Regions from separate parts of the Homo sapiens genome. Here region 2 is linked to region 1. A link is a loop called in an ENCODE intact Hi-C map of the cell type or tissue named here. Cell type or tissue: Caco-2. All regions are shown on one strand. Each heading gives the region's core, and the rest is flanking DNA. Links, peaks and the distances in the headings are about the cores only. Region 1 overlaps ATP10D (ATPase phospholipid transporting 10D (putative)). Region 2 overlaps LOC107986277 (a long non-coding RNA gene).

The links. A loop is a pair of places that touch in the nucleus more often than their neighbours do. Peaks named below come from ENCODE experiments on the same cell type or tissue, not always from the same donor. Only the 100,000 strongest peaks of a DNase experiment are listed, where the experiment ranks them.
Region 2: it touches region 1 in a loop (7-fold over the local background); 15 of 110 quality-filtered maps call a loop at or near these places.

What each region holds. Positions count from the first base shown.
Region 1 is chr4:47,522,701-47,538,075 of GRCh38, forward strand. ATP10D (ATPase phospholipid transporting 10D (putative)) reads left to right here. Exons shown (of 23, transcript NM_020453.4): 4 at 312-516; 5 at 2,857-2,942; 6 at 12,809-12,915; 7 at 13,202-13,333; 8 at 13,737-13,864; 9 at 13,986-14,238. Among named protein-coding and RNA genes, the nearest start is that of ATP10D, 45 kb to the left of the region's middle. In Caco-2, for the core only: no CTCF peak of the experiment used is centred there; a DNase peak (open chromatin) is centred at 8,711.
Region 2 is chr4:47,465,936-47,481,310 of GRCh38, forward strand. It overlaps LOC107986277 (a long non-coding RNA gene), which reads left to right. Exons shown (of 3, transcript XR_001741683.3): 2 at 1,581-1,688; 3 at 4,138-4,544. Among named protein-coding and RNA genes, the nearest start is that of COMMD8, 9.9 kb to the left of the region's middle. In Caco-2, for the core only: no CTCF peak of the experiment used is centred there; a DNase peak (open chromatin) is centred at 7,626.

The DNA of each region.
Region 1 (15,375 bases), core at 7,673-10,172:
CTGGGATTGCAAGTGCGTGCCACCATGCCCAGCTGATTTTTGTATTTTAGTAGAGACAGGGTTTCACCATGTTGGCCAGGCTGGTCTGGAACTCCTGACCTCAGGCGATCCACCCATCTCGGCCTCCCAAAGTTCTGGGATTACAGGCGTGAGCCAACTTGCCTGGCCCCTTTGAGCATTTAATAGATTAAAATTTACCCTAATACTTAATATATACTTTAAATTATACGCTAAAAAATTTTTTAAAAAAAACATTGTATGTATTTTTCACTTGATATTCTTTTTTTTTTTTAACTTTTTTTTAATTACAGGAAAGAGAAAAAATACATTGACCGATGCTGGAAAGACGTTACTGTTGGGGACTTTATTCGCCTCTCCTGCAACGAGGTCATCCCTGCAGACATGGTACTACTCTTTTCCACTGATCCAGATGGAATCTGTCACATTGAGACTTCTGGTCTTGATGGAGAGAGCAATTTAAAACAGAGGCAGGTGGTTCGGGGATATGCAGAACAGGTAAGTCATATGTTCTCAGTTAGTGGCTTATTAACATTTTTTTTCAGAAGATGACTGAGCTCATTTTCACATTACAGATAAAGAGATTTTTAATTCATTTTCACCAGGATGAAATAGAATCCCAGAAGGTTTCATTCACTTCCAGATATGAGTGGAAGTATACTCTTTTCTAGATAAGAGGATAAAATGACTTCAGAATTTACACACTTTAGTGTAGCACTCATATTTTTGAGAATGGAATTAAAGGAACCTAACAGAATTATTTTTCTTAAACTTAGACTTTGTATCTTATTTTTAGTTATCATTATTTCTAAAATCTGTAATTACTTATATACCAAAGCTTAAAACTTTAGCAGCTTTTCATGCTACATAGCTTTTAGACGCTTCTCAGTATTGTGCAGACGGAAACAGAAACCTTGAAGTTATATTGACATAGGTTTAAATGAATCACAACTCTGCTATTAATTTACTGTGAGACTTTGGACAAGTCATTTAAACACTTTATGCCTCAGTTTTATTATCTTAAAATGAAAATGATGGTATCTACTCTATAGCATTGTTGTAGGATTCAAATGAAATAGTACATATGTTTTCATATGTATTATTTGAATTTCACTATGTATGAAAACAGCATATATAGTGTCTAAATAGTTTCCCTCCCCTTTCTCTGGAAGCATTTGAGATGAAGTATTTTACAATTTAATGATTTTTGTTGTTGTTGTTGTTTTGAGACAGAGTCTCGCTCTATAGCCCAGGCTGGAGTGCAGTGGCGCAATCTCTGCTCACTGCAACCACCGCCTCCTGTGTTCAAATGATACTCCTGCCTCAGCCTCCTGAGTAGCTGAGACTACAGGCACGTGCCACCATGCCCGGCTAATTTTTTGTATTTTTAGTAGAGACACGGTTTGACCGTGTTAGCCAGGATGGTCTTGATCTCCTCACCTCGTGATCCATGTGCCTCGGCCTCCCAAAGTGCTGGGATTACAAGAGTGAGCCACTGCGCTCGGTCTATTTTTTTTTTAACCCAAACTACTGTTAAGTCAGGGTTACTCCGTCTTACACTTAGAAACCAAAAAAAGTGGTTTAGCCTACTAATACCTTTATCTTTGGTAAATTTCATCTTGTCATATTGGGCCCACCTCTCTACCTATGGATTTCATTTAGATCCTCTGTGATTGATATGCCTCCTAGACTACTGTCATTGTCACTTCTGTAAGTAGTCTGGTACCAAAGACATTGGTAAAAATCCTGCACTACTTAACGTTCTGTTGTACCACTACACACCCACTATGAGTATTAATCAGCAATTAATATTTGCATTAAAAGTAATGGCAAAAAGCATGACTACTTTTGCACCAGTCTAATACTAATCAGCACACTGTGCATTCATTAAGGGTGAATCTGGTGACCTCGATTGTAATCCTGCTCTAAACACTTTCTTGTTTTGAGAACTTTGGCAAATTACTGATCCTCTTTGTGTCTCTTTCCTCATCTGTTAATTAGACCCAATTATTTTAGTACCTACCTCATGGAGTTGTGAAGAAGAAATTAGCTAATATATTTAAAGTGCATAATAGATTTTAGTGCGTCGAAAGAACTCCATGGATATTGCTCATTAGAAAATAAATCATATCATATAATTCACATTTTCATGTTTCCTATTATATACTTATTAATTATGATATATCAATATCAATAGCATTTATCTTACTGGTCAAATGGATATGAAAATAAAAGTAATGAAATAAGGTTGATGTGGCTTGTTTCAGGGGAATCCATACCTTAAAGGAGCTATGTCCTACAAAGGCACTTTGCTTATTTGTTCATTGTTTTCATAAAGAATTCTGAAATTATCTGTCTGATCCATTAGAAAATATTATAGATATTGATGTCTAGTTTATTTTTAAATGTTTTATTTATAAAATTTGGCTGAGATCAAATGCATATATTCTCGGAGTGTTCACATATACATTTAATCTCAAAAACCACTTATGTGATTAAAGACCAACAACAAAAGTATTTTCAGTTTTTCAGTGCTTTATTGATAAAAAGGTGTTTATAAGTATAAGCTCTCTTCTGGGGAGTCCTGTGTGGATTTCGGTAAATGACTCAGTCATTCCCATCACCTGCAGATGTTTAATAATGCCCTAGGACCATTCTGATCCCAAATATGGATCACATGATTATGCCTCTACTTTCCTTCCTTTGGGAAATTCATGATATGAACTTCATTGCAAAAAGGCTTAGCATTATTTTAAGAATTGATGAAAGTGATAAAACACTTCAATATTAAGGGTTTAACCTTGAATTCTTATTTTGTGATTCAAAAAATATTTTTAGGACTCTGAAGTTGATCCTGAGAAGTTTTCCAGTAGGATAGAATGTGAAAGCCCAAACAATGACCTCAGCAGATTCCGAGGCTTCCTGTGAGTAATACATGATGAACATTTGTGGGTGTAAGTGGAATTGTGTGTTGCAATCGTACTTAATTTGATAAAGTGTTTCTGTGCTTATACCCTTGTTAAATCACTAAAGGTCGTAACTTTAGCCACCTACTAAAATAGTTTGGCTTATTTTAATTATTTAATAAGTATTTATACACACACACATACACATATAATATTCATTCTGGAGGTATCTTGTGGCATCCATATCCCCTTTGCCAGGGCAGCTAGAATTTGGGGTCCTTACCTAATTTCAGGCATCAGCCCATGAATGCTCTATGGCCTTGAGCCAAGTTATCTACCCACTTTGATCCTCAGTTTCCTGATTTTTAAGAGAAGACAATTAGACCTACTTCACAGTGTGAGAAGAGCAAAGTTCCCAAATCATTTTTTGAAATGAGAATTATCCTGATACTATTACCTTGATACCAAAAGCATATAAAGACATTTAATAGAAGACCAATATCCTACATGAGCATAGATGCAAAAATTCCACACAAAATTATAACAAATCAAATCCAGCTATGTATGAAAATGATAATATATTATGACCCAGTGGGACTTATTCCCCAAAAATCAGGTTTGGTTTAACATTAGAAAATAATACAATGTAATTCACCATTCTGGTACTATATTAACAAACCATATTAAACAAATCAAAAGGGAAAAACTAGGTGGTCATCTCATAGATGTAGAAAAAGCATCTTACAAAATCTAACTTTCATTCCTGCAAACTAGAAGTAGAAGGGAACTTAATCTGATAAAAGGCACCCATGAAAAACCTAGAGCCAGCAGCATATTTAATCATGAAATACTTCTCCCCTGAGATCAGGAACAAGACAAGCTTACACTGGAAGGTCTAGCTAGTGTAGTCAGGCAAGAAAAGGAAATGAAAGATATCAAACAAGAAAGAAGTAAAACTATCTTTTATTCACAGATGGTATAATGTTCTTTGTAGAAAATCTGATGAAATCTCCAAAAAACTACTAGAAATAATGAGTTTAGCAATGTTGTAGAAAACAAGATCCAGATACAAAAATCGATTGTATTTTAATATGCTAATAATTAGCAGATATTGAAATTTTTAAACATACAATTTATTATAGCATCAGAAAAATGGAATGCTTAAGTATAAATCTGACAAAAAATGTGAGCTACCTGTACACTGGACCACTAAACACTAGTGAAACAAAATTGAAGAGCTACTTAATTGGAAATCAGTTTCCCCCCAGATTTATCTATAGAGTCAGTGAAATCCCAATCAAAATCTCAGCAAGGTCTTTAAGAAATTGACAATCTTATTTTAAAATTTAAGTGGAGATGCGAAATAACTAAAGCAATTTTGAAAAAACAAGAAAAAAGCTAGAAGGCTAAAACCACATGATTGCAAGATTTATCAGAAAGGTATAATAATCAGGCCAGTGTCATTTTGGCATAAAGATAGATCAGGAGATCAATGGAAGAGATTATAGAGTCTAGAAATAGACTGACACATTTATGGACAACTGGTTTTTAACAAAGGTGCAAAGACACATAGATGGAGAAAGGTTATCGTTTCAACAAACAGTACTGCAACAATGGGGTATTTATATTTTCAAACGTGAACTCCAATCCATACCTCTCACCATTTACAAAAATTAACTGAAAGTGAATCCTAGACTTAAATGTACATCTACAGTTATGAAAACTTTCAGAAAAAAAATGGTGGAAATCTTTTTACTTTGTATTATGCAAAGATTTCTTAGATACAACACCAAAATCACAATCCATTAAAGAAAAATAAAAGAACTCATCAAAATTTAAAATTTTGCTCCTCCAATGATACTGTTTTTACAATGAAAAGACAAGTCACAGACAGGAAGAAAATATTTGCAATCCATGTATTTCCTATAGGACTTATATTCATAATATATAAAGGAATCTCGAAACCCAGTAATAAAACAAACAATACAACTTTAAAAATGGTCAAAAGACTTTGAACTGATGTATTTGACATATGAATGGCAAATAATTTTGTGAAAAGATGCAGGTTAAACCACAGAGCTTTACCTGCTACAATTAAAAAGATCAAGTGTACCAAGTGTTGGCAAGGATGTAGAGGAACTTGAACACTCATATGCTACTGGTGGGAATGTAAAATAGTACAACCACTTTGGAAAACAATTTGGAAATTTTGGAAAAAGCTAAGCATATGCCCATTATATAACATGGCCATCCCACTCCTAGACAATTACCCAAGAAAAATGAAAATATTTGTCCATTCTATGACCTGTATACAATGCTCATAGCAGCTTTATTTGTAATAGCCAAAAACTGGCAGAAACCCAAATGTTCATCAACAGATAAATGGATAAACAACTCAATGAAGTTTGTTAAAATTCTAGGAAAAGTAACAGTGCGATGGAAGGAAATGTAGAATATAATAGTAGCATCTTTTAATTTTATTTTTATAGGTTCAATGGTCTTTGTGCAGATTTATTACATGGATATGTTGTGCAATGGTGAGGTTTGGGTGCCTAGTGTACCCATCTCCCGAATGGTGAACGTTGTTTCTAATAGGTAATTTTTCAACCCTCATGCCCCTCCCACCCTCCTTTCTTTTGGAGTCCCCAGTGTCTATTATTTCCCTCCATGTGTCCATGTATACCCATTCTTTAGCTCTCACTTATGAGTGAGAACATGCAGTATTGATTTTCTCGTTTTGAGTTAGTTCACTTAGGACAATGGTCTCAAGCTCCATCCATGTTGCTGCAAAAGTCATGATTTCATTGTTTTTTATAGCTGAATAGTAGTCCATGGTGTGTGTGTGTGTGTGTGTGTGTGTGTGTGTGTGTGTGTGTGTGTGTGTGTGTGTATATATATATATATACACACCACATTGTCTTTAATCATCCATTGATGGACACTTAGGTTGATTTCATTACTTCACTGTTGTGAATAGCATGATAAGAAACACATAAGTGTGGGTGTGTTCTTAATATAACATTTTCTTTTCCTTTGGGTAGATACCCAGTAGTGGGATTGCTGGGACAAATGGTAGTTCTATTTTTAGTTCGTTGAGAGGTCTTCATACTGTTATCCACAGGGGTTATACTAATTTACATACACACCAACAGTGTATAAGCATTCCTTTTTCTCTGCATCCTTGCCAACATCTGTTATTTTTTTACTTTTTAGTAATAGTCATTCTGACTGGTGTGAGATGGTATCTCATTGTGGTTTTAATTGGCATTTCTCTGATGACTCGTGATGCTGACCATTTTTTCTTATGCTTGTTGGCCTCTTGTATGTCTTCGTTTGAGAAATGTCTGTTGATGTCTTTTGTCTACTGTTTTGTAGTTGTTGATTTGTTTGAGTTCCTTGTAGATTCTGGATATTGGTTCTTTGTTAGATACATAGTTTGCAAATATTTCCTCCCATTCTGTACATTGTCTGTTTACTCTCTTGATTGTTTCTTTTGCTATGTAGAAGCCATTTATTTCAATTAAATATGATTTGTCTATTTTTGTTTTGTTGCATTTGCTTTCGAAGTCTTAATCATAAATTCTTTGGTTAGGCCAATGTCCAGAAGAGTTTTTTCTGGGTTTTCTTCTAAGATTTTCATAGTTTCAGGTCTTACATTTGAGTCTTTAATCCATCTTGAGTTAATTTTTGTAGATGGTGAGAGGTAGGGATTTAGTTTATTCTTCTACATATGCCTAGCCAATTTTCCCAGCGCCATTTATTGAGTAGGGTGTCCTTTCCCCATTGCTTATTTTTGTCAACTTTGTCAAATATCAGTTGGTTGTAGACATGTGGCTTCAATTCTGGGTGCTCTATTCTTTTCCACTGATCTATGTGTCTATGTTTTTGTAGCAGTACCATGCTGTTTTGGTTACTGTAGCCTTGTAGTATAGTTTGAAGTCAGGTCATGTGGTACCTCCAGCTTTTTTTGTTGTTGTTCTGGATTGTTTTGGCTATTGTGACTTTTTTTTGGTTCCTTATGATTTTAGAATTCTTTTTTCTAATTCTGTGAAAAATGACGTTGATATTTTATAGGAATTACGTTGAATCTGTAGATTTCTTTGGGCAGTGTGGACATTTTTAACAATATTGATTCTTCCAATCCATGAGCATGGGATCTTTTTTCATTTATTTGTGTCATCTACAGCTTCTTTAATCAGTGTTTTGTACTTCTCCTTGTAGAGATCTTTCACCTCCTTGGTTAAACGTATTTCTAAGTATTTTATTTTGTGTGTGTGTGGCTACTGTAAATGAGATTGAGTTCTTTATTTGGTTCTCAGTTAGAATGTTATTGGTATATAGAAATGCTACTGATTTTGTGCATTGATTTTGTGTTTTGAAACTTTACCAAAGTTGCTTATCAAGTATAGGAGTCTTTTGGAGGACTCTTTAGGGTTTTCTAGGTATAAGAACATGTCATCAGTAAACAAAGATAATTTGACTTCCTATTTTCCAATTTGAATGCCTTTTATTTTTTTTCCTCTTGCCTGATTGCTCTGGTTGGGACTCCAAGTACTATGTTGAACAAAAGTGGTGAGAGTAGGCCTCTTGTCGAACCGGAACAACGGTTATTAGGGGGAATGCTTTCAACTTTCCCCCTTTTTTTATGATATTGGCTGTGAATTTGTCATACATGATTCTTGTTATTTTGAGGTTTGTTCCTTTGACACCTAGTTTGTTGAGGATTTTTATCATGAAAGGATATTGGTTTTTATCGAGTGTTTTTTCTACATCTATTGAAATGATTATGTGGGTTTTTGTTGTTGTTGCTGTTGTTGTTCTTTTTGTTTGTTTGTTTGTTTGTTTGTTTTTCGAGACAGTCTCACTCTATTTCCCAGGCTAGAGCAGAGTGGTGCGATCTCAGTTCACTGCAACCTCCACCTCCTGGTTCAAGCAACTGTTGTGCCTCAGCCTCCTGAGTAGCTGGGATTATAGACACGTGCCACCATGCCTGGGTAATTTTTGTATTTTTAGTAGAGATGAGGTTTTGCCATGTTGACCAGTCTGGTCTCTAACTCCTGGCCTCAGGTGATCTGCCTGCCTTGGCCTCCCAAAGTGCTGGTATTACAGGCATGAGCCACTGCGCCCAGCCTAGTTTTAGTTTTTAATTCTGTCTATGTGGTGAATCACATTTATTGATTTGTATATGTTAAACTATCCTTCTGTCTCTGGAATAAAACCATGTGATCATGATGGATTATCTTTTTGATGTGCTATTGGCTTTGGTTTGCTAATATTTTATTGAAGATTTTTGCATCTGTATTCATCAGGGATATTAGCCTGAAGCTTTCTTTTTTGTTGTTGTTGTGTCCTTGCCAGATTTGGGTATCATGGTGATGCTGGCTTCATGGAATGAGTTAGGGAGCCCCTAATCTGACTCCTCTGACTTGTTGGAATAGTTTCCGTAAGATGGGTATCAGCTATTTTTTTTTGCACTGATGAGAAAATTTGACTATAAATCCATCTGGCCCTGGGCTTTTTGTTGTTGGTAGGTCTTTTATTAATGATTCAATTTCATTTCTTGTTATTGGTCTGTTCAGGATTCCATAGCATCTGTAAGTAGCACTGGATACAGACATCTGATAGGGTAGGGACAGGGAGGGAACCATGCAGTGGAAAGAGGGAAAGGCTTAGTCTTAATCAGGAGATAATGCTGGAATTAAATCTTCAAGAATGAGAAGATGCTAGGCAAACAATAAAGTGAAAAGAATGGCTGGCATTTCAGGCTGAGGGAGCAACATAGGCAAGAGCACAGAGGCCCAAGACTACAGTGTATTTGTATTGTTCTATGTGGCTAAGTATGTCTGGAATGTAGGTGAGCAATAAGGCAGATCATGAAGAGGCCAGAGCCTGAAGGGCCTTGTGTATTTTGTTAAAAAGAAACATTTATCCTGAAGTTATTGGGGTTAGTATTAGAAAAGTCCTTCCATGGAAATTTTAGATGGTCTTCATGAAAAGAAGTTAGGCAGCTGCCCCTCTCTCATCAGAAACATTCTCATAAGCCATCTCTTAGGATGAGTCCTTTTCAAGGATCATTTCCTCTAGCTGCTGACTGTGAATAAAGTTTCCTCTTGTAAATGTCAGAATCAGGGGCTGCCATTTTTTCACCTGAGGTCAGATCTGTCTTAGGGTGCAGCCTATTCAGCTGTCCTCTTCCCACAGCTGGGCACGCTGACTCCCTGATGAGCTCAGACTTGCCCCTAGCAGGATGTATTTGGTTTATGCGGTGGAGAGAACAGGAAGGAACTCTAGTCTACACTCTGTGGTCTGGAGCATATAGCACTCTGCAAAGAATCTGGCCCAGTGCATGTAGTTAGATTTTTAAAAAACTGTATGAGAACACTGTTGCCACAGAAATTCTGATCCTGTGTCCCAATTCTGATAGTTTGTCTAGTGTCTGAGACTCCGGCTCTTGCTACCTCAGAACTGTTTGCTCCTGTATCATCTTGACAAGTAGTTCAAAATTTCTGGGAGTGGAGCCATGGCCTACTTTTGTCAGCCTCTCTTTTCACCCTTTGGATATGGTTCTTCTTAATAGACACATTCGAGCATCATTTGCTGTGCTGGGCACTGAGTCTTGTTCAGAGCACTTACCTAGTTCCAAGGCCCTATTAGCTTTCTGCCTATCCAAATTGTCACTTTTCCCTAGGTTTCTGGGCAACATGTTTCCCTGCCCTTTGATTCCCACTTGTGATGGCTCCTCTGATATCCGTTTGCTTTGAAATTTGCTGCTTTATTTTCTGACTATCATGACCTGACTGCCAAAGTGGCCTCCCTTCTGGAATCCTCAGATTCTGCCTTCACTAGTGATTGGAGGGGCTTTTGTCTACTCTATTCATGTCCATCCTGAGAGCTGGCCTCAGCCATTGGCAGGGAAGCATTTAATAAGAGAATCAGCCTAGGTAGATACAGTGATTTTCTGTGGAATTATTTTAATACACTAAACTGGCTCCTTATTCTTTTCCTGCTTTGTGGCCTGTTTTCAAAAATTAAGCACAAATTGAGATGCTTAAGCTACCTGTCTATATGACACCTTCTTTGATCTTCATGCTCTAAGGTAGAACTGACATCCTCCCTATTTGTGACTACACTGTATGCTGAATATCAGATTCGTATCATACTATCATATTTTTACTACTCTTACATGTTTCTACCTGTATTACCTCCTCTTAGACCACGGGAGTCCAGACTGCATGTTTGTTTTTCTATTTCTAGCATCTGGGTTGGAGCGCTGGGCACATAGTAGATAGATGTTTCATGGAAGCTGTATGTGACAGCCAGTGCCTCATACAAAACTCTGAAGGTACCATACCGTAAGTGCCAATTATCAGACACAGGTAAAATACAGGACATTTTTGGAATTTGCAGTAAGTGCAATTAATATAGAAGCTGAACTTTGTCTAATGGTGGTACCTCAAAGTGATTTAATGGTGAAAAATAAGGATTTCAGGGGAAAAAATCTTAATACTTTCTGAGGAACTTTGGAATTGATGATTTCATGTGTTAAATTCTTTCCTATAAGGACTCTAGGGATAAGAAAAAAAAAATGCCACATTGCTGAGGACTGGCTGGTGCTTACTTGGGAATGCTAATATGCAAATGTGAATGTTGAGACTTCATTTCCTCATCTGTAAAACGAAAAAGCTGAATTAGCTTAAACTCAAGGATGCATCTGGCTTTTACCATCTCTTCGTACACAGGCCTGTGCATGTGCAGGAATATAAACATATATCTGTTAGAAGAAAGTGCTTTACAATGTATGGGAGTGAAATGATAAATCTGTCTTTCTCTTTCTTTGTAGTATGAAACCTTATTTGAATAATTTTTATTTTATTTTAATTGTAATTTCATATAGCAAGGTTATATTAACAACTTTTATATATGTAAGGAACAAGCAGTGACTTGTAAATTGAAGTTTATTGCTAGAAAACAACCTAATTTTCATACTGAAATTAAAAGGACAGTTTCAAAATATGTGAAAACCATTACTGTTGCTCTGTATTTTTGCCACTGTAGCAATTTAGTCAAGTAATTACTTCAATAATTTTTAAATTATTTATTACAGAAATTTTCAAACACAAAAAAGTAGAAAGAAAAGTATAACGAACACCCATGTGGCGTCACTCAGCCTGAGCTATTTCAGTTTTTCCATCTTTGTTTCCACTTCCACTTCCTTTCCTACCCCTCCACTGTGTAATTTCACTGTAAATACTTTACTATATACTTATAGCAGATAAGGACTTAAATGAGTCACAACCACAATACCATTATCACACCTGACAAAACTTAACCATTCCATAATATCATGTAATACCAAGCTTTTGTTCAAATATCTACAATTGTCTGAAAAATGTTTTCTAATAGTTGTCTTATTCTAACCAGGATCAAAACAAGGTCTACACTTTGCATCTGGTTGGTATGTCTCTACATTTCCTCTCCCAATAAATTGAGTCATTGAGCTTACAGAATTGATCACATTCTAGATTGAGGTGACTTCCCCCTCCTTGGGTTGGGCTTCCCCTCCATCGTTCATTTTCTGAATAAACCAGGTCATTTTGCCTGCAGAATTTACCACGTTTTAGAACTGGCCAACTGCATTCTTGTGGTGATGTTTAACATGTTTCTCTGGCCATCTTATTCTCTGTAAACCATCAAGGGACATTTAAAGAATCTGATGAAACAAACAGAGTCTCTCCCTGGAAAATAGCAAACATGTATACACAGATACATACATACACACACAAAATATTGCATACAATTTCAAAGGCTTCACAGATCCTCTGAAGCCACAGACCCCAGACTGAAATGCCTAATAGAGGTTTGATTAAGCGCCTGTAGGGCCATGACTTTCTTTCCCATAAATCATGAGGCCCACGATGTCTCCTTGTCCCATTGTAAGATTAGTGTTATCAGCCTTATCCTATTATTATAAAGTTCCCATCAGCCTTTTTAACCATTGATTTTAGCAGCCATCGCTTATCATTGCCTAGAATGATTCTTGATTTCATCCAAGTCGAAAATGATAATTTTTAAATTCTATCAGGATTTCTTCCCTCATCAATTACTAAGTTATCCTAAATACAGTTTATACTAGAAAAGCAGGATTCTTGCTTGGAATATTTTTTTATAGTAATAGAAGTTGTCAAACAATGACTACCATTGAAAATAATGATAGTTGGAAACTTGTTGCATCTTTTCCTAGACAAAGTAGTAACTGATTCACAATAGCAAAGACACAGAATCAACCCAAATCCCCATCAGCGGTAGAATGGATAAAGAAAATGTGACTTATGTACACACCATGGAATACTATGCAGCCATAAAAAGGAATGAGATCATGTCCTTTGTAGCAATGTGGATGGAGCTGAAGGCCATTATCCTAAATGAACTAATGCTGGAAAAGAAAACCAAATATGACATGTTCTCACTTATAAGTGGGAGCTAAACATTTAGTACATATAGACACAAAGATAAGAATAATAGACACCAGGGCCTAATTGAAGGTGGATGGTAAGAGGAGCATGAGGTTCAAAAAACCACCTCTTAAGCATGATGCTTATCACCTGGGTAAAGAAATCTGTACACCAAAGCCCTGCAACACACAATTTACCTACATAGTAAACCTGCACGTGTACCACCTGAACCTAAAAGTCTAAAAAAAAAAAAAGAAACAAAAAACAAAGCAAGTAACTGCAATAACCAAAGTAAATGGGCCAGAGATTTGAAAACTTTCTTGTGAAATGCCTTTTTACTCCAAGTCAAAAACATTCAAGGGCCATGAGATTTATTTTTATATCCCCACTTTTGCTGTTTAAAAGTGAATTTATATGCTGTCTTTCTTATAGAGAACATTCCAACAAAGAACGCGTGGGTCTCAGTAAAGAAAATTTGTTGCTTAGAGGATGCACCATTAGAAACACAGAGGCTGTTGTGGGCATTGTGGTTTATGCAGGTCGGTTATGTTTCTAATTTTCATTGTCTACTCTGTGCTTTTCTACAAGTTAACATTTTTCATTTACTCAAAAATGCAATCTGTTGAAGCAGAAAGGAAATTTTGCCTGATAAACTTAATTATTGGTCTCTGTTTTTCTAAATGGATCACAAAAGCAGATTGAACTGACAAAATAGATCATGTAACTGTGTTTTATTAAATTGTCTGCAAGAGAGATTTTTAAATATGGTATTCGCTTCTTGGCTTTAATTTGTACATTTTCTATCATACTGCACATCCTTCATAGGCCATGAAACCAAAGCAATGCTGAACAACAGTGGGCCACGGTATAAGCGCAGCAAATTAGAAAGAAGAGCAAACACAGATGTCCTCTGGTGTGTCATGCTTCTGGTCATAATGTGCTTAACTGGCGCAGTAGGTAGGTAAAATTTGATTATTTGCTGACATCTTTTCAGCAAGATATTAAAGTATTTTATTTCAAAATTATATCTGTGAATATTTGACTTTGGTAAGGTGGATTTTGTCAGTAGTGTTTTACCTCATATCCTTGTCTCTTTCATCCTTTAGCCTGAAAAATATTAATATTGACTCTATCCATTTACGTTTTGCCATAGTACTGAAGAAACCTGGAGAGTGACTTAAAGAAAGAGAGAGAGAGAGAGAGAATGTATAGCCTTTTGAATTTGAATTTTGTTTCCAAAAACAAACAGTTGATGTCCAACCAAAATGAATACTCTCATTCCTTCTCCTTTAGGAATAAAATTTTTTGTTTGCATGCCATATATTTAGCATCCTTTTGATGTCTGTGTATTTTTTGAAAGGTCATGGAATCTGGCTGAGCAGGTATGAAAAGATGCATTTTTTCAATGTTCCCGAGCCTGATGGACATATCATATCACCACTGTTGGCAGGATTTTATATGTTTTGGACCATGATCATTTTGTTACAGGTAATTTTTTATCAAGCTTATGGTAGAATTTTAACATCTTTGCTGCTTATCCAGCTATGTTCAGTTTCACATCCTTTTTTAACCTACGTTAACATTTTAAAACTTGTTTGGATCTTCTTAGGTCTTGATTCCTATTTCTCTCTATGTTTCCATCGAAATTGTGAAGCTTGGACAAATATATTTCATTCAAAGTGATGTGGATTTCTACAATGAAAAAATGGATTCTATTGTTCAGTGCCGAGCCCTGAACATCGCCGAGGATCTGGGACAGATTCAGTACCTCTTTTCCGATAAGACAGGAACCCTCACTGAGAATAAGATGGTTTTTCGAAGATGTAGTGTGGCAGGATTTGATTACTGCCATGAAGAAAATGGTGAGTGTTGGATTTCCGTGAAAACCAACCTTAGCATTGGTCTTTTTTTGAAACCACTTAAGTGTTGGATGTCTGACAATTCTGACATAGAAGTGGTTTATTTAATCATTGAGTACTTAATGCTTCCAGATGGCCTTTAAACTTCATTGTTGTTCCTTCAAAAGCTAGTAGGTTAAAGTCAAGGAGTCTACTGCCATGGTTTCTTTAAAAGTGAAGTAAATTACTAGTGGAAGTAAAGGGTGGGAATTGGAGGGATGACAATGATACTGTACTATAAATACTTTCGAAAAGCTGATGAAACTATGGGCCATTTCTTTGAAAAATATTTTGGAAATAATTCCAAAGGCATTACAGGCTCCTTCTAGCCTCATTGTTTGGCCCCTAGGTATCCATTGGTGCTTGATTAAGAATAACTAGTTTAAGCAAAATGAGCTGAACTTCTGACTCTAAAGAAATAAATTTGTAAATTCCAAGTTTACAAAATTCTTTAAAGAGTTGAACTTTATTAATTTTGCAGTTTATAAAAGAAATATGTGCTCCTTTGAAGATAATTCATTGAAGTGAACAAAACAAATTAAAAGCCCTACTCTCCCAAGGTTAACCACCATTAACAATTTGGTGAATATGTAACCAGCTATTTCTTTATGCATATTTCTCTATATGTGAACATATATTTACACATTTTCCCTTTTATGAGTTAGAACATGTAATAGTACTATTTTTGTAAATTGTTTATTTTATTCAACAATGTCTTATGAAATTTTTCCTAAGTCAGTTCATAACTTAAAATTAAGAATATAGTTTTCTACTATATGTGGTCAAACTTAGTTTGCTATGCTTAATGGTGGCCACTTAGTTTGTTAATATAAAAGCACTTGTAGTTAACGTCACTTATTCATTCACCAAACATTTTGTGAGCTCCCAATATGTGGCATGAGTCCCTGATTGCATGTAATTTAGATTTATGACAAGAAGATAGATAAACAAGATTAAAATTATGATAAATAAAATTCAGCATTCATTATGCATCTTGGTACATATATATTTATTCAATTGTTTTTATAAGACACATTTTCCTCTAAAATATCATGCTAATTTACATTCCTACAACCCAGAAAAATAATGCTTCTTTTTCAC
Region 2 (15,375 bases), core at 6,279-8,778, 58 kb before region 1:
CATCTGAAACCCAACTAGCCAGCTATATAGTGCTGTATAGGTGATGTAGGTCATTGCTAACAGCTGGGAGAGGTGTACAAAGATCTTAGGTAAACCACAGTGTGTGCCCTTGCTGAGCTTAAACTGGAATTCAAGCTTGCTATTTGTGAAATAATTTGGTGCTCTTTTTCTGAAGTTAGTTTCCTTGAGATTTTTTGTTTTGAGGTGGAAGGAGGAAAGAGTTTTGCGCGCCATGCTTTGGGAAATTCACTCATTCACTCATTCTTTAACAATTGTTGATTAAACATCTACCATTGATTAGATGCTCTAATGACTCTGGGAATGCAAGCAGTGGACAATAATTTACCTTCTGGTTTCAGAGGAGAAGGAGTGCTTAGATAATGAACAAATAGACAATTAAGATGATGAAATATACTGAGAAGTATCTTCAGGAAAATAAAACAGTCATGTAATAGAAAGGGATGGTAGAAATATACCTTAGATTGGTCAAAAAGCACCTAGCTAACAAATGGCATTTATACTAAGGCATAAAGGCTGAAAAGACATGAAGGCAACATCTGGGGAAAAATAGTTGTGAGCAGAATGCAGAGGCTCTGAGGCAAGAGAAAGCCTGCCTTATTCAGCATAATTACCCAAGGCCTGTGTGGCTGGACAGGCCTTGAAGATGCCAGAGATGTGGGCATGGATTTGGTAAAGAAGATACCAGAGATGTGGGCATGGATTTGGACCAGTGAATTGACATAATGTGGTTTACATTTTTAAATGCTTATACCATGGAAACTGGAAAATAGTTATGCTATGCAAAACAGATCTTAGAGTGCAAGAGCAAAAGAAGGGGAACCAATTTGGAGGCTACTCCAGACTTATTCTAACTAATATAGAGATTAGAGTTAATATGGCCTAGTTTCCACCCCCAGACTGTAGAATTCCAGGGGCTTAGTGATAGATGGTGGTAGCAGGAACTAGATACAAATGGAAAGAATCAAAATATATTTTGGAACTAAGACCTATAGAAGTTGATGGTGGATTGGATGCTTGTGGAAGAGAAAGAGATGCTTGTGGAAGTGAAATGCAGACTAAAAGAGATAGTAAAGCATCTGTCATCCAAGCCAGCATGAAGTTTTATGCCCTGAACAAGAGACAGAGCCATAGACTATAGCTTCTTTGTTGGTGAAAGTCTTTTTGAGGTGCAATGGTGTGGTGATTAAGTGTACAGGGTCTAGAGTCAGACAGACCTGGATTCCAGTTATGTCTCCACCACTTACTAACCATATAACCTTGGACAAGTTGGATAAACTCTCATACCTAAGTTCCCTCTACTGAATATAGGGATAAAACTACCACATATTTAATAAAGTTGTCCTGAAGCTCAAATAAAATAATGTACATATCCCAGCCTCCCTTTCATCTGGGGTGGGTGGTGTCCAAGTGCTGGCCAATAGGACGAAAATGGAAGTATTATATAGCACTTCTCGGTACCTTTTATTTAAGGAGAACCCAAATGTACCATTTGCCTTTTTCTTCTTTGTTTCTGCTTCCATCTTGCTTTCTAGAACTCAAATGATGCTGTTTTTGGACAGGGAGGTCATGGACCAAGTACAAAGCGGCAAAAGGATGGAATTAAGGTACCTGACATTGTTGAACCCATGCCTGATGCCACATTAGCTCAGGACTACCTACATGGACATGTACGTGAAATACTACCCTACTTCCCCCTTATTTAAGCCTTTTTTATGGCGGGCTTCATGTCAATATCCCTCAGTCTGATCCCAACTAATATAAGCATTATAGTAAATGACTCCTAATTTGCATCCACGGGCCTGTAGTCTTGGGTTATGATCTCAATGGTAAAAATTAAAAGACAAAATTATAAAATAATAATATACATTTTAAAAATAGGCATTCCTATACATTGCCATTGGCAATTTTTCTAGAGGGTTTTGATTGCATTTATAAAATTTTCTACATGTACCTACTCTTTGACTTAGAAATTCCAGTTCCAGGCCGGGTGCGGTGGCTCACGCCTGTAATCCCAGCACTTTGGGAGGCTGAGGTGGGCGGATCACCTGAGGTCAGGAGTTCGAGACCAGCCTGACCAACATGGAGAAACCCCGTCTCTACTAAAAATACAAAATTAGCTGGGCGTGGTGGCACATGTGTGTAATCCCAGCTACTTGGGAGGCTGAGGCAGGAGAATCCCTTGAACCCGGGGGGCAGTGGTTGCGGTGAGCCAAGATTGCACCATTGCACTCCAGCCTGGGCAACAAGAGCGAAACTTCATCTCAAAAAAAAAAAAAGAAATTCCAGTTCCAGAAATATATAGGAAAAAAAAAATTTGGCTCCAAGAATATTCATTTATACATTGTTTACAATAGCAAATAACTAGGAATAAGTTATTGGCTTAATAAATGATATTATAACATAAAATGAAGCCACAAAAAAGTGATTTTATATAAGAATATTTAATAGAATATAAACTTGCTCACAATAACTATTGGGAAAAGAGTTATGTTTCAAATCTATTTGTTCTGTGTGATCCATGGTGTGCTGGGTGTCTGTGTGTGTAGGTGTGTGCATGTGTAGTGTGCAATTTCCTAGACACAGGAATATACAAAATTTTAGCAATGGTTTTCTTTAATTTGGGAGATTATAGATGATTTTGATTTTCTTCTTTTAGTTTTTCTGCATTTTTAAGTCAAATTTTTATTTAAAAATCTTAAATATTTTAAGATAGCTATAATAAATTTTGACTCTAATGATTCACTTTCATTTTGCTTTCAAACCCAGGTCTTACCTGAACTCAGCCCCTTCCTCCAGTATCTTGCTAAACATCACCAACAACATCAAATTACACTGATGATAATCTGTTTTTTACCCCATTCTCTACAGCTGCAGCCTCCATTGGAATGGGATTTGCTTTCCTAATTGTTGAGTTGTCTTAGGCACTGCATAATATGAATCCCTAGAATTCTAGCCTACTGATAATCGCTAAGCAACCACATATTTTAGTTATATTACAGCAGCCTCTCACTCCTTATTCCAATGTCTGTATTAGGCAGCTGGTTAATTAGTTTAATGGTTAATTAGTTAAATAAAACTGCAGAATTTTAGAAGTTTAACATAATCTTCTTCGTCTTTGTGTGTGTGTGAGTGTGTGTGTGTGTGTGTGTGCGCTTACCTAACAGTCTGATGCATATCGGTGCAGGCATTTAGGTGGCTCTTCTATTCTCTAAGACCTCAGAATTCTCTTTATTCTGGAATTGGTTGCATATGAAAGAGGAAGAATATGAAGGATCACGGAGGGAGTTTTTACGTGCCAGACCTAGATATAATGTGTATCATTCCTACCTGCATTTCATCACCTGGAAACCAATTTCATGGCAGCATGCAATTGTAAGGAAATTTTGGAAATATAACTTAGCTGTGTGTGGAGAAAGAAATGAAATTTAATAAATGTATAGTTGTTTCTACCACAATCATGCCTTTTAAAAAATAAAAGAGAATTTCTCATAGAAGAAATCCTCATATAAACACTGTAAACAATTGTCTTTCACATTTTCATGAGGAGCCATAATCCTTCATGGCTTGCACTTACCACTAGCAAAATATAAAACTGGGCTCCAACTAATGTCTTGCATCTGCCTCAAAAATGTATCGATTCAGATTTATATTAAGAGGAAAATCTGAGAGCCTAGTAATCCAATCAATCCCTTTTCATTTTATTGCCACAATCAGCTTAGATTAAAATTTGTAATTATACCAGTTATATCTGAGAGAAGTCAAGGAGGTGAACTTGGCTGGCTGTTTAGGTAAGCCTCTGGAATATACTAATTCAGAATTAAGAGTCTGTTTTTCAGCTTTTTAGGTCCCCAAACTTGAGCTTATCATTTCATCCAAAAGAGACTGACTCATTGTAACCAAACTCTCAAGAGACTGATTGATAAACCAGAATGTCACAGAGTAGAAATTGTTTTTCTGTAGGATGCTGTATTTTGATCCACAAGTTCTTTTAGTCAACCAAATTATAGATCATAAGGAGGCTCCGTGAATGTAAGACTGAATGAAAGAAAATGGAATAGACCTAAATTAATTTTTTTCTTTAAATTGTCATGACCTAATGACCCTCTTTCATTCCAGGGATATTTCCAGTGAAAGAAAGAAGAAAGCATGCTTTTCTCTTGACTGTGCAGAAAAAAAAACTATGTTTCTTTGATTCTCCATTTTACTAGATGCCATACCTTTGCAATTACTTCATGTGGAGTCTTGACCAAGATTCAGGAAATACTAGAACTTTCAGTCCCAGAAGGTTACTCTGGGCATTACTAGTCCCCATCATTATGAGTTGAGTTTTACTAGTTAATTTCAGACGAAAAATATTTGTTTTTCCCCAAATTCTGGGGTTACGTACTTTTACTACCTATGAACTGACAACTGTATCTTCAGTAATTACAATTTCCAACAAAATGTTATAGGAATAAAGAAAAGATGTTAGTTCATTATTCAGAGTTTATGTTTATTCCTTTAATAAAAAGAAATGGTCTGTATTTCTTCTTTTCACATTTATTTCCTCAGTTCAAACCTGCTTTTCAGGTTATCCTATGACTTGAAGTTGACTAATTTGTTCACCTTAATTAGTTGTGTTGCAATATATATGTAATTAGCTATTTGCATTGCAACCTGCACAAAATTATTCCTGTTCATAAACTACTGAGAGGAAAGGGGCTTAAAGTTCAAAGGAGTTTAATTATGGTCTTGTAACCATATAGAAAATATTTGAATGTTACATTGGCATTGGCTCTATTGCATTAAAAGAAGTTATGAATGACGAATTGGCAAAGATTTGCAAGGTGATGAGTTTAATCTTGTCTGTATAAACCTAGACAGATTTGTTTGCCTATAAAAACTGGTTCTTAGAAATCAGTTTGATAAGTGTCTCATTTCATTCTGGTCAATGAACTTAATAAACTGAAGGCCTTTGTCTTTCTTTTAGGGCATCATATGTAACTCAGAAATGTTAACACCTCTTTATTTCATTATATTTTTGTAGATAAAAATAATCTTGTAGCTTGAGCCACTTAAGATCTCCATTAAAGAGATCTTTAAAATAAACAGATACTTTGATTTAAGAAGAGCAATAGAGGGAGCCCATAACATTTATTTCAGTGTAGCACTAAAGAAAACAATACATTAAAAGCTGAAATCGCTCTGTTAAAGTGAAATACTTAATAAGCTGCAATTTTGGACCTAAGATGTAATACATGCTATATCCTCAGGGGCTGGCATTCTTTAATGGCACACCAGGTTTTCAATTAATCTTTCTGGTGAAGGTTCTGTGCGTGTAAAACCTCCTGCCTCCCAATTGCTACCCCTTTTAAGCCCTGTATTTACAACCACCACATCCGTAAGCTGTTAGGATTTCAGCCAGTGGTTCTTAATCAAAGAAGCACATTCGTCAACCCAGGGAATTTTTGAGTATTGATTTTTAACTTTAAATGTGTCACACTTTTGTTTTGTACTTTTAAAATAGCTTTATAATTCACATACCATAAAGTCTACCCATTTAAAATACAGGTTGGCTAAGTTTACTCAAGCGAGGTTTTCTAAATTTGTATAGGAATGCAATTATCACTATGTCTCCCAAAATGATCCTTAATGCCTGTTTGTAGTGGACACATGGGGAGCTTTAAAAAAAAAAGAAAGAAAGAAAAGGTCATACCCTGCAGACAAATATTGTCGGAGTCTCTTTGACTACTAACACCAATCTTCCGTCATTGCTGTTACAAAACTCCCCAGATAATTTTGACATAGGTCAGTGTTGAGATACAGTGATGTGGACAAAACTTCATAGAAAAGATGAAGATCTGGAAAATGCAAATGTAACCTTTTACTAACCAAGAGATCACCTGGCTTAGACCAAATGTTGTCACAACAGCAGCAGCAGCAATAACAAAGGAGGCCTTTAGAACATTTAGAGAATGGTGGTTTTCTGATCCTGGACTTTTGTTCCTACTGTTTCCTTTGCCTAGAATCTCCCCTCCTTCTTCCTGCCACTCTCTCCATGCACACCTAGTTCGCCTAATGAATTCAGACACAACCCCCAGAGAACTTTAATTGCTGTCTCACCTGTGTTTTCATAACTCTTTGAATAAACATCTATTATAGTCCTTATTGCATTGTGCTGTTTCTTCATATTCTGACTTTCCCATTTTTCTGAGAGCTCCTTGAAATGCAGAGGCCATGCCACATTCATTTGAGTATCTAGACAGTGTCTGGCACAAAGCTGACTCCCAAAAAGTGTTTGTTGAATTCGGAAATAGAAGAGGTGCTTTAATAAACTATGAAGGCCGGGCTCAGTGACTCACGCCTGTAATTCCAGAACTTTGGGAGGCCGAGGCAGGCAGATCACAAGGTCAAGAGTTCAAGACCAGCCTGGCCAACATGGTGAAATCCCATCTCTTCTAAAAATACAAAATTTAGTTGGGCGTGGTGGCAAGCTCGTATAATCCCAGCTACTCGGGAGGCTGAGACAGTAGAATCACTTGAAACCAGGAGGTGGAGGTCGCAATGAGCTGAGATTGCACGACGGCATTCCAGCCTGGGTGAACAGAGCAAGACTCCGACTTGGGAAAATACAAAAAAACAACGATGTAAAGGGTAGGCAGTGATTTCCAACCTTGACTGGAAATTAGAATCCACTGAGGAGCTTTTCAAAATCCCTATGACCAGCTCACACCTACAACCAATGAAATCAGAATCTCCAGGGGTTGGACCCAGCAGCATATGTTCTTTACATCTAATTCTAATGTGCAGCTGAAATTGAAAATCAAGGGCATAAAGCCACAAAGGATGGTCCAAAATTTTATCCTTGACCAAAATATCCTGGCTCTATTGCCTAAAATATTTAAATTATTTGCTGTTACATTGCTTGGAAGGAGCTCAGAAATATATGTGAATTAACAGATAGCTGTTTTTAAAATATATGAAAGCCCCTATGATACTCAAGAAAGAACTGGCCATTCATGTAAGTCACTGAAGTTTTGATTATGATTACTTTCCTTTTGACATTTTGTTTGAAGAACCATTATGAAATAGGAATCTTGATTTGGGTAGAACATTGAAAGTGTCAAAACAGAAATTGTATTGGACAATGTTAAACAGGCAAGGAAGACTCTATTCAACATTATTCCAATAGCGGAGAGGGGCCAGAACTCAATCCAAACTCAACACCACTGAAACAAAGGACAGTAGGATTTCTAAGTGTTGGAAGTGAGAGGGAGTGTATAAGTTATATGTGTTTACTAATTGGTTTTACTCAAAAGAAAAGTAAATTTTCCCATATCTTTGTGACAGGATGCAGTTTCACAACTTGGAGGAAGGTACCCACCAAAGTTATGAAAGATAGAGTGACTATCTGATTTGCTGATTACATTTCAAAGACATGGCTCAAAGGTTCTTGAGAAATACATTCGTAAGTTTTAAAACTGACAAGAGACTGATTGAAAGATTTATATTTCAAAGGGGCAGGAAAATATGTTACAGGTTTTCTAAATATGCTGTACAAAAATGGAGGTCAGGGGTCTAGTGTCAGGGAAGAAGCTGATCTAAAGTTTAGTCAAGCTGGGGAATGTTAAGGCAGCCTTGGTCAAAGTCAAATAAATAGGTAATTTTGAAGAATGTAGATGGGCCAGAAGGGCTATCAGAGAAATTCCTCAACAATGAGCTTGGAGCAGCAAAGCTTAGCATGAGCGTATTCAATCCTTGAGAGAACCGAAGAGGAAAGTTAGAAAAGGCCTGGAGATAATTAAAGTATTTTGCAGATTTTCCTTGCATAGTCTGGTTTATATCAGGAAATTAAAAAGGAAACATTTCTTTCTGTACTTTCTTCCTCCTAAAGGAACTCTCAGATCCACATTCCTACGTAAGATGTGGAACTATATATTGTCATACCATATAACAACCATGCACATAAGTTAAAATGCAAAAAAATTACAAGCATATATATGTGTATTTTTTAAATAATCTGGAAGTTTACATATGTACATGTAGCTTCTGGCAATGAGACTTGGACTGGTGTTGAAGAGGACTTTAGTGATATCTATAGTATTTCATCAAAGAAACAAGAGAGGCCGGGAATGGTGGCTCACACCTGTAATCCCAGCACTTTGGGAGGCTGAGGTGGGCAGATTGCTTGAGTTCAGGAGTTAAGGCCCAGTCTGGGCAACATGGCAAAACCTATCTGTACAAAAAATACCAAAAAAAAAAAAAAAAAAAAATTAGCCGGGCATGGTGGTGTGCACCTGTAGTCCCAACTACTGGGGAGGCTGAGGTGGGAGGGCAGCTTGAGCCCAGGAGGAGGAAGTTGCAGTGAGCCAAAATCTCGCCACTGCACTCCAGCCTGGGTGACAGAGCGAGACCCAGTCTCAAAACAAAACAAAACAAAAAAAAAACAAGAAACAAGAGATTAGAGGCATAAAATCCAAAATGGTAACTGTAATTCATTCTGAATTTCTGAACGGTAAGATAATATGAATTTGTTTTATGGACTTTGTATTTTTCTAGATTAGTTAAATTCCAAAAACAAAATAAAAATAAAGACAAATGTCACATGGTGGGTCTAAGCCAGGAGTTTAAAAGAAGGAGAACTCACTGTCAGGGTGATCAAAGACCTTCAGGTAAAGGAAGAAGCAGGATTTGGGAGATGGGTTCAATATCCATAGGCAGAAATGGATAAGCACGGCAATTTAGTTGGAAGGAATCACCCAAATCAAAAAGACAGATAATAAAACCCAATGTCAGTATGTATCCAAAAATGAGTAAATTTGTAAATCAAAATTTGATGCCAAGAATAAAGAGATTTCTATTTATAGTATCATGAAGAACGTTCAGATCCAGGGGGATGCAGGTAGAATTTTCTAATATAGCCTTTCTGTTGATATTGTTGCTAAATTATAGGAAACAAAAACTTGGACAGATAATTACCATCTTAGAAGCCAACCTAACCTCAAAAGGCATCTAATCAGACTTCCTATTACAGAAGAGGAAACAGAGGTCCTCAGAATTTGAAGTCACCAGTGGTCAAGTCCAATCCAGACTCAAGCACTGGCTACCGCATCGACATCATCAGAACACAATTCAATAGAGCTAATCAAGTGTTGACTTTCTTTGATAGTAAAACAGAGTGTCCACTTGACATGCTGGAACGTAGGGAGAATGGGGAGTAAAAAGTATATGCTGGAGATAGTACATCTTAAAAATTAACACAAAAAGAACACAGACACTTGTGTAAATTCATTTTTGTTAAACTCATTTTATTTTAACCTGTTTTTATGCAGAGAAATATTTTCCAAAATATCAAATGAATTTTAGCACAGATTAAACTATGTAAATCAAGAGCATTTAAAAGGATAATATAAGCTGTCTCTGTTAGCATTTGTAAAAGCTGGTTTAATAAAAGGTACACACACATGAAAACATTGTCAAGAATTCTTACAAAGGGCATATGCTAATGATGGCAAATGGATTTTGTACAAAATAATAGCCTATCAAGGGACAATGTAAAGAACCACTCAGAATCTAGCAGGCTAGTAGAGTACACTGCACATAATAATTGCCCTTTTATAAGAAAAGGAACATAGCAAAATTTGAAATTGTAAAGGAATTCATCACCAGCCTTCTTTAACAATAAGCTTCTCTAAGGCATTTGAAATAAACTTTGATTTATGGAACTTCAATAAACACATCATTTTTAAGAAACATCATTTTGGTGAACAGAATAATACATATTTGCCTTGCTCTGCGCTTACTGTGAGTTCAGGAATTGTGTCTTCTACATGACAAATGATTCAAATTAGTCTGAACATGAAACATGATAGCCTGGGTGGATTTAAATAATAGCAATAGTCAATGCCAGCAGGTGCCAGCAGAAGCAGTTTCAGATACAGCAAGGGAGTCAGCCTCTTGTGGGGGTCTGGGCAGCCCTCCTTTCTGCCTCTCAACTCTGCCTGCCTGGCCGACAAAGGCAATAGTTAGGATGTTTTCTAGATTCTTCCCTTTACTTTGTTTTTGGTTTGGTTTTGTTTTTTTGACCCAGGGTCTAGCTCTGTCAGCCAGGCTGGAATGCAGTGTTGTGATCACTGCTCACTTCAGCCTCAAACTCCCTGGGCTCAAGTGATCCTCCAGCCTCAGCCTTCCCAGTAGCTGAGACTATAGGCAAGTGCCACCACACCTTGCTAATTTTTAATTTTTTTGTACAGACGGAGTCTCACAATGTTGCTCAGGCTGGTCTCAGACTCCTAGGCTCAAGCAATCCTCCTGCCTCAGCTTCCCAAAGTACTAAGATTATAGGCATGAGCCACCACACCTGGCCTGTTTTTATTTTTAATGTGTAGTTATAGTTTAAAGGAAGACTCATGTACACGCTTGTCATGGTTAATTTTATGTATCAACTTGGCTGGGCCACAGTACCAGATATTTGGTCAAACATTATTCTAGATATGTCTGTGAAGGTATTTTTTAGATGAGATTAACATTTACATCAGAAGACTTTTAGAAAGTAGATTATCCTCTATAATGTGGGTGGGCCTCATCCAACCAGCTAAAGACCTTAATAAGCAAAGGCTGATCTTCCCCTCCTCCTATCCGCCCCCCGGCCCCACCCGCAAAAGGGAGAATCCTGCTGGCTGACTGCCTTCTAATTGGAACTGCCACATCAACTCTTCCCTGGGTCTCCAGCCTGCTGGCCTGCTCTGCAGACTTTAGATTTAATAGCCCCACAGTGTTGTGAGCTAACCTAAAAATAAATATTTCTCTCTTTCTTTTCCTATACTGACACATACACACACGCACACATTCACACACATCCTGTTCCTTCTGTTTCTCTGGAGAACCCTAATACACCACCACTGAGTTTAAGAAATGGTAGAACATTGGCCAGGCATGGTGGCTTATGCCTGTAATCCCAGCACTTTGGGAGACCGAGGCAGGCGGATCACAAGGTCAAGAGATAGAGACAATCCTGGCCAATATGGTGAAACCCCGTCTCTGTGAAAAATACAAAAATTAGCTGGGTGTGGTGGCGCGTACCTGTAGTCCCAGCTACTCAGGAGGCTAAGGCAGGAGAACCACTTGAACACAGGAGGCGGAGGTTGCAATGAGCCAAGATCACACCACTGCACTCCAGCCTGGCAACAGAGCAAGACTCCGTCTCAAAAGAAAAAAAAAAGATGACGAGTTAGTGGGTGCAGCGCACCAGCATGGCACATGTATACATATGTAACTAACCTGCACAATGTGCACATGTACCCTAAAACATAAAGTATAATAAAAAAAAAAGAAAAAAAAAAAGAAATGGTAGAACATGACCAGCACCTTTGAAGTTCACTGTGTGCCCCTCCATGGCACACAGGAGATCAGTATGAATTCCATGGCCCTAGTGACTTTCTATTGTTATATTTCCATGAATGAACATCCTGATAATGGAACTTGATCAGCAAAATCACTCAAAAAGGAGATTTGACACTTCACCTAGTAGATGGCAGGGATATCACTACATTCAGCATGGAAACTTGCACTAGACTTTTTATAAGGCAACTAAATGAACGGAGTAATATCACTTCCTATTGCAATTTAAGTGCTGTTTCATCTGTCAGACCAAAAATACATCAGGTAGTATAGCCTATCCAGGTCAGGGATCTTCTGAAGAGCTCAGGACCCGCTGACTGACCCCATTCCTGCAGAGCAGTAACATTCCTGCCAGCATACAACCTAAATTGTTGGATGGAGCTCTGTTCCTTCTCATTTTTCTTGTCATAACAGGGAAGACTTGGCCTTGCACAAACTCTTGAATATATACCATCCTTTCCACACTCACTGCCAGTTTCTTGTTTCAGGCCTTCGTTTCATTTCACTCACACTGCAGTGCCACACTACCCATTATTTTAGGTTACTTTATTACAGCCCTGGTCGGACCACAACTCTCCTTCTTGAAAACCTTCACAGTGGAGCCTTAATTTTTGTTCTTTCCTTCTCTACAATATTCTGACCACATAAATATTTTTAAAATTCCCAGATATGCCATATACTCTAACATCTTTGTGTTTTTCTTCTTGTTTCTTGTTTTTAGCCAGAAGCTTTTCCTCGTTTTCTCCATCAGGATATTCTTGCTCACATTTTAAGGCCCATTGAAATGACAAATCCTATATAAAACTTCTGCTAGCCCCTCTGAAACTTCACTTTGAACTTTGAAATCATTAGTTTCTCTTTTGAAATTTTTGCAAGATTCTGTTAAAGATACTGAACTGAAGAGTGAAATATTTCAAAAAATGTATCTAAATGGGAAACAAATAAGTAAAGAAAAAATGTATTGCTATATAATTGGCTTTTAGCAGTAATACTATCAGGGGATCAAAGTGCCCGGCTAGACTTATCCTTAAAGGAATACATGCTTCATAACTGTTGATTCCAAGTGGCCAATTATCAGATACTGAGGCACTTATGAAAACAAAATAAAAACCTTACCACCCCGACACACACATACTCTTTACCATCCCCATCAGGGTCAGATCCAGGGACTGTTAGCAATAAATTATTCTGCAGGTAAGCAATAATCAGGACAATTTAAAAACTTCTGTCTTCCAGTTGTTCCACCCCAAACCTTGGAATTATCCCTGATTCCTTTCTTTCTCTTGTAACTCACACACAATTTACAAACAATCCTATTAGCTCTACCTTCAAAATATATCCAGAAGCTGACCACCACCCTCACAGTTACAATTCTAACCTAGGCCAAAATCACCTCTCCCCAGGATTGTTAAAATCACCTCTTGACTAGTCTCCCAGCATCAACCATGCTCCCTACAGTTTATTGGCAACAAAAAAAGCTAGAGGGATCCTGTTGGAACACAGGCCAGACGGTATCAGTCCTCTACTCAAAACCTATCTACATATTTGCAGTATACACAGGGTAACATCCAAAGTCTTCCATGACTTTATGGCTCTGATGTCACTTTTACTACTTCCCACTGACACCTCCACATTGTTCCCCCATCACAGTGCCCTGGGCACGCCAGTGCTTTACTGCCTCTCCAGCATAGCTGGCACACCCTTGCCTCGAGGCACTGCATGTTCTCTTTCCCTGAAATGCTCCATCCCCAGACACCCTTATGGCTCTCTCGCTCACCTACTTCAGATCTTTGCTTAAATGTCACATTCTTGGTAAGACCTTCCCCAAATCAAAAGCTATCCCTCTCCCCTACTCTGGCACTCTCTCTCCTCCTCACCTTGCAGTGCTCTTCATAGCACACATTGCCATTTGTTATATTAAATATTTTACATCCATCCAATAAGGAGCAAGGCTTTTTGTTTGTTTTGTATATTCCCTGCGCCCGAAATGGTGCCTGCCACATATTCAGTGCTCTATTAATATTTGTTCAATGAATAAGTGAATGAACAAAATATACAAAGTTCTGGGTACAGAGGGGTTGAAACTGAAGACTTAATTCACTTTGGTCCAACTTTTTCTAGTGATTGTAGAATTGATTTTTAATCCACATATTTCAAATTCTTTCTGCCTTCTAAGGTTGCTTTATCCCTCAAAATTCAAATAAAATAGCTAGAACTTCCTCCTGATTACAAGATTCACAGAGAAAGGAGGGGTTAATCATTTCCTAGCCAGAATTTGTGCTTCCTGTGAATTTTTGTTGTTGTTGTTGTTGTTGTTGTTTTGTTTTGTTTTTTGAGACGGAGTCTTGCTCTGTCGCCCAGGCTGGAGTGTCGCAATCTCGGCTCATCGCAACCTCCGCCTCCCGGATTCAAGCAATTATCCTGCCTCAGCCTCCCAAGTAGCTGGGATTACAGGTGCCCACCACCATATATGGCTAATTTTTTTGTATTTTTAGTAGAGACAGGGTTTCGCCATGTTGGCCAGGCTGGTTTCGAACTCCTGACCTCAAGTGATCTGCTCGCCTCAGCCTCTCAAAGTGCTAGGATTACAGGTGTGAACTACTGCGCCCGACCTTCCCATGAATTTTTAATCCTAACTGGTCATATAGCCTCCAAGTTTGCCATCTTTTCTCTGGCCTCTTCCTCTCAGGCAGACATTCCTTCCCAACTTTCCCGACCCAATTGATAGGGGCAGTGGTCAGAGCAGACTTCGTTACAGGTTGGAGGATAATACAGCAGAGAGATTTTAGTACTTTTTCATGTGCTAGCACTCATGAAAAATGATACCTGTACAGCCTCATGAAGTAAACTAACTGATCTCTGTGGGGCTTGGTATAAAGTTTCATTGTGTTTTCCTTGTATTACAGAATTGTTAAAAACTAAAATTTGAAGTATTGAGAAAAATATTAAACTTTGAGTTCATATACAATATCCTCATAAAACATTTAAAAATTCTTATCTTTTGCTTGCTTCAGTGAACATTTTTTCTTATATGTTTTCTAATTGAGATATAACTTACATACCATAAAAATCACCCCTTTTAAGTGGTTTAATTTCAGAACATTTTCATCACACCAAATAGAAACCCTGTACCCCTTCACAGTCATGCTCCATTCCTCTCTTCCCCCAGCTCCTGGCAACTACTACTCTACTTTCGATCTCTATGGCTTTATCTATTCTGGGAATTTCATAGAAATGGAATCAAACAATATGTAGACTTTTGTGTCTAGCTTCTTTTTGGGTGCATTTTCATATGAGGTTTTATGCTTAAAATGTCTAGTTACAATTTTTGATACTTTATAATGATTCATTCAAATTCTTGATAATTACTCTCAATGAGAAATTCTGTTCACTCAAATATGTGACAAAAGCTTATGAATGACTTTTACAACCATACCAGACTGTGCAATAATTGACATTATACCTAAAGATGCTAATAGTCCTTTTTTTTATTAGTTGAACCACATAAAGCTATCATTTTTATGTCAAAACTGGTTGAATATTGGCAGTCACAATATTCCAACTAATATTTTACTGGGTAATGTAATACTGGAATTCCTTGTGATAATGTGAATGGATTTTGAATCCAGTTCAGTTTTTTATGCCAAGCTTTTATTTGCAGAACATACTGTGAAAATAAAGAATAAAGATATGTGAAAATTAAGACAGCTGCATGGGACCTGGGGTGTCTAGAGCTGTGCTGGCCCAGTCTCCTCGCCAACCCCACTGAACATTCTCTCGGCCACTTGTTGTGCTCTTCGAGAGCCTGGAACACAGGCTTCTTCATCAGATCCATGAGTTTCTTATCCATGGTGGGCTCCAGACACCCCAGGTCCCATGCAGCTGTTGCAGAGGCTGATAGTGTTATCTTGCACTGTACCCATAGCCTGTTGCCTGAGCTCTGATTTGTGAGGAATACAGCACCATAGAAAGAGA